Linked DNA regions of Homo sapiens: region 2 is linked to region 1. Evidence: chromatin loops called from intact Hi-C (ENCODE). Cell type or tissue: B cell. All regions are shown on one strand. Region 1 has its middle 30 kb from the start of KAT6B. Region 2 overlaps ADK (adenosine kinase).

Region 1 (2,500 bases):
GTCACCTCTAAAGGGACAGATCAGACTTCCCCTTCCCTCTCGACATAATCCAGATTGATCGTATTAACAAATTTAAAGGAGGAATGAATATGAGAAAATGTTATGACCTTGGTGTAGAGGAACATTTCTTAAACAAAACACAAAAATCACAAGCCTTGAAAGAAAAAGATTCAAATATTCAACTGCATAAAAAAATGAAAGGGTTCTGTGCAACAAAAGATGTCAGTTTTAAAAAATGAAGACGGCCGGGCGCAGTGGCTCAAGCTTGCAATCCCAGCGCTTTGGGAGGCCAAGACGGGTGGATCACTTGAGGCCAGGAGTTCAAGACCAGCCTGGCCAACATGGTGAAACCCTATCTCTGCTAAAAATACAAAAATTAGCCAGGCGTGGTGATGCATGTCTGTAATCCCAGCTACTCAGGAGGCTGAGACAGAATTGCTTGAACCCGGGAGGCACAGGTTGCAGTAAGCCGAGATGGTGCCATTGCACTCAAGCCTGGGCGACAGGGCGAGACTCCATCTCAAAAAAAAAAAAAAAAAAAAAAAAAAAAAAAGAAAAGAAAAAAGACAAGACAGAGAAGGGGAGAAGATGTTTGTGTTACATATAATCAGCAATGGATTGTGTATAATTAACAAAATATCAGTATCTAGAATATATACAGAATATCTAAAAATCAACTTTTAGGCTGGGTGAGGTGGCTCATGCCTGTAATCCCAGCACTTTGGGAGGCTGAGGATCACTTGAGGCCAGGAGTTCAAGACTAGCCTGGCCAACTTGGTGAAATCCGTCTCTACTAAAAATACAAAAATTAGTCAGGCGTGATGGTGCACACTTGTAATCCCAGCTACTCAAGAGGTTGAGGTGGGAGGATCGTTTCTTGAACCAGGGAAGGGGAGGTTGCAGTGAGCTGAGATCGTGCCACTGCACTCCAGCCTGGGCAACAGAGCGCCCATCTCAAAACAAAAAAAAAAAAATTTTTTTTAAGTGAGAAATAGTTCAAGACCAGCTTGGACAACATGGCAAAACCCTGTCTCTACTAAAAATACAAAAAATTATCCAGGCTTAGTCAGGCGTGGTAGCGCAGGCTTGTAATCCCAACTAAGGAGGATGAGACATTAGAACTGCTTGAACCTGGGAGGCGGAGGTTGCAGTGATCAGAGATCACACTACTGCACTCTAGCCTGCGAGACAGAAGGGGACTCTGTCTCAAAAAAAAGGGGGGTGGTGGAGAAATAGCTCCATAGAATAAGGATAAAGAACATCAAGAGGCAATCAGAGAAGAAAAGACCAAACCACAAATAAACATGAAAAAGGTGCTGAACTTCACCAGGGATGGGGAAATGCAAATTAAAACCACAAAGAGCTATTTCAAGGGCGGGTGAGGGGCAGACATGTGGTGGTGGCTCAAGCCTGTAATCCCAGCACTTTGTTTTTATTTTTGTTTGTTTCTTATTGAGAAGGAGCCTCTCTTTATCGCCTAAGCTGAAGTGCAGCGGCGCGATCTCCACTCACTGCAACCTCCACCTCCTGGCTCAAGCGATTCTCCTGCCTCAGCCTACCGAGCAGTTGGGATTACAGGTGCCTGCCACAACACCCGGCTAATTTTTTTTTTGTATTTTTAGTAGAGATGGGGTTTCACCATGTTGGTTAGGCTGGTCTCAAACTCCTGACCTCAAGTGATCTGCCCACCTTGGCCTCCCAAAGTGCTGGGATTCGAATCACTTGAGGTCATGAGTTCGATACCAGCCTGGCCAACGTGGCGAAACCCCGTCTCTACTAAAAATACAAAAATTAGCCGGGCATGATGGTGTGAGCCTGTAATTCCAGCTACTTGGGAGGCTGAGACAGGAGAATTGCTTGAACCTGGGAGGTAGGAGGTTGCAGTGAGCCGAGATCACGCCAGTGCACTCCAGCCTGGGCGACAGAGCGAGACCTTGTCTCAAAAAAAAAAAAAGGGCTGGTGAGACTGGGCGGCAAATGAAACTTCTATAAATGCTGGTGCCAGTGTAAAGTGGGACATCCTCTTTCTAGAGCAGTTTGGCAATTATTAGTTATTACTGATAATATTACTAATAATTAGTAATAATAGTTATTACAAATAATATTAAAAAGGCAAATGCCCTCCGATCCAAAGATTTCCTTCTTAGGAAAATTCTCCCGCAAGTGCCCTAAAGGACAAATACAAAAGTGTCCACTGCAGCATTATATATAATGAATATGAAAATAACTTAATTGACCACTAATAGGAGAATGAATCAATACTTTAATGTATGATCCTACAATAGACCACTATGCAAAAGTTAAAATTAATGAACCAGAGCTATATGTATCAGCATTTCAAAAATGTAAGTCAGGTCATATCTCTACTCTGCTCAAAACTCTTCATTTCATTTCAGTGAAAGCAAAATCCTCACAATGGCCTCAATGGCCTACAACCCTCTCTGTGGCCAACATCCCCCAATCCACCCTCACCTACCCAATTATTTTTCTGACATTACCT
Region 2 (2,500 bases), 110 kb after region 1:
GAAGAGCAAGCTAGCCAAATGCTGCATGAAGCCTCTTTTATAAGGGCCTTAATCCCATTAATGAGAGAGGAGCCATCAAGGCCTAATCACCTCTTAAAGTCCCCACCTCTTAATACTATCACATTGACAATGCTAGAATTTTAGAGGGGACACATTCAAACCACAGCAGTCCCACAACTAGTTAATGTGGTACCAGGACTTAAAACCACATCTTTTGGGGCCAGGTGCAGTGGTTCACACCTGTAATCCCAGCACTTTGGGAGGCCTAGGCGGGCAGATCAGGAGGCAGGAGATTGAGACCATCCTGGCTAACATGGTGAAACCTCGTCTCTACTAAAAAATACAAAAAATTAGCCAGGCGTGGTGGTGGGCACCTGCAGTCCCAGCTACTCGGGAGGCTGAGGAAGGAGAATAGCGTGAACCCGGGAGGCGGAGCTTGCAGCGAGTCGGGATTGCGCCACTGCACTCCAGCCTAAGCAACAGAGCGAGACACCACCTCAAAAAAAACCAAAACAAACAAACAAAAAACCCCACATATTTTGACCCAGTGTCTTAACCACTGTTATAATATCTTCCTTACAAAAAAAAAATTCCTTAACCTGAACTAGGTGAAATGGGTTTATGCTCCTTTTGACTGAAGGAGTCAGAGTAAACAGTGCCTTGAAGCTCAAATATGGCTACCCTACTATATACTGCCCCTCCCCATCCAACGAGCTCTCTCACATGCTGTCATTCTCAAGAAAATTGCATAGAATAAAATAAATTACTGTATTGTGGGCCTTTTGAAATGCACATAAAAATGATATAATCATAAATCCATATCCTTTATGTTTTCTGTTTTTGAATACCTTAATATGGAAGAATGATCTAAATACAATTGTGAAAAGTCAATTTCTTCTACCTTTAGAAAAATTAGAAGAGCAAGCTCTAGAGGTGCCCTCTTATGCAACAATATTTTACAACCTGCTACTTTGTGGCTTAAAGCAATTCAGGGTAGAATTTGGCTTAGAACTATATGCACAGATAAACACGTGACAAAGCATTTCAAAGACAAAGAAAACCCAACATCTTTTGCTGTTCTTTCTGACAGAGTCTGTTACCCTTAGGCTTTAGAACTGGTCATCCCAGAGATATCATAATTTTTATTAGTCATTTAGACAGGCCGAGGCAGTAGTGCAAGAAGACATAAAAAGTTTACCATAAAGCACTAAATGAATTATTTAGATATGGGAAGATGTACTTTAAATATAATGGTCAAACTTATTTTTCATTTTTGCTTGACTGCAGCATCATGAGAGAAGGTCAAACTTATTTTTAATAAATTTCCAGTTTTTTTGTTCATTTTCTAGGTGGGTGATTTTTTTCAACTGTGATTTGTTTTTCTAGACATTTGGAAGAGGTCAGGTAGTGTTCACATGAATGCTTTTCATGAAGCTCAGTAGCTAATGCAGTTTCTACAGAAGGTAAGCAACTCCTTACTCTGATGCTTACCTTTTGCACAACGTGCATCAGCTTTTATTGTTAAGACAATGACTAACTTAAAGTAAGCTAGAATATTTTAGAATCTGCTTTAATCAAGGTATTTAAAAATAAGGGTGGCATTGACAGTTTTATGTGTTTAGATCACATTGTGTTACAAAAACATTTAAGTGTAATAAAGACGCAAACTGGATTTTTCTACAAAGACATGTTTTATTTTTGTTTTTTGAAACAGGGCTTTGTTTTGTCACACAGACTGGAATGCAGTGGTGTGATCACGGCTCACTGCAGCCTTGACCTCCTGAGCTCAAGCGATCCTCCCACTTTGGCCTCCTGAGTAGCTGGAACTATAGGTGTGCACCACCATGCCCGGCTAATTTATTAATTTTTTGTAGACATGGGAGTCTCACTATGTTGCCCAGGCTCATTTTGAACTCCTAGGCTCAAGTAATCTTCCTGCCTTGGCCTCCCAAAGTGCTGAGATTACAGGTATGAGCCACTGCGCCTGGCTTAAATTATTTTATAATTGTTTTACTACTTCTTTTAAGTTGATTTTTCAGAAAAAAAAATCATGCATTTATTCTGCTAGTATAAGTACAGATCACTGTATCTTTACATTGGTTTTGGTTCTAATTATGTTCTAGTGGTAGCCTAATTTAGAGTGAGAAAAGGTCTGAAAAACCCTTAGCCATTAAATTCATATATTTAACAAGTCACAATCTTGATATCTTGATCTACTTGGAAATACCATTAAAAGTGCTTGGCTATTAATACTAGGGAAAGTTTTAATAAAAGCTAATTAAGCTACAAAACTCCCAAGTGGTTAACTGATTTTAGGGGCTAAACTTCTGGTACTTCTAATTATCCTCTGATGGCTTTACTTAGTGTTTCACAACCCTGACAGATGACAATGAAAAACTGCAGTGAAATTCATCCACCCTGACACTGTGCTAAGAACCGGCTTCTTCCCCTCCAAGTAAAATCAATACTCTGTTTGAGTAAACACGTTTACAGCTTTATT

Evidence for each region. A loop is a pair of places that touch in the nucleus more often than their neighbours do. Peaks named below come from ENCODE experiments on the same cell type or tissue, not always from the same donor. Only the 100,000 strongest peaks of a DNase experiment are listed, where the experiment ranks them.
Region 2: it touches region 1 in a loop (2.1-fold over the local background); 1 of 110 quality-filtered maps calls a loop at or near these places.

Annotation. Positions count from the first base shown.
Region 1 is chr10:74,794,897-74,797,396 of GRCh38, reverse strand. No RefSeq gene overlaps it. Among named protein-coding and RNA genes, the nearest start is that of KAT6B, 30 kb to the left of the region's middle. RefSeq lists enhancers at 1,084-1,203, 1,034-1,620. In B cell, no CTCF peak of the experiment used is centred here; a DNase peak (open chromatin) is centred at 1,356; H3K4me3 peaks cover 1,091 bases; H3K27me3 peaks cover 295 bases.
Region 2 is chr10:74,683,979-74,686,478 of GRCh38, reverse strand. The region is part of intron 10 of ADK (adenosine kinase); the gene reads right to left. Among named protein-coding and RNA genes, the nearest start is that of KAT6B, 140 kb to the left of the region's middle. In B cell, no CTCF peak of the experiment used is centred here; no DNase peak of the experiment used is centred here.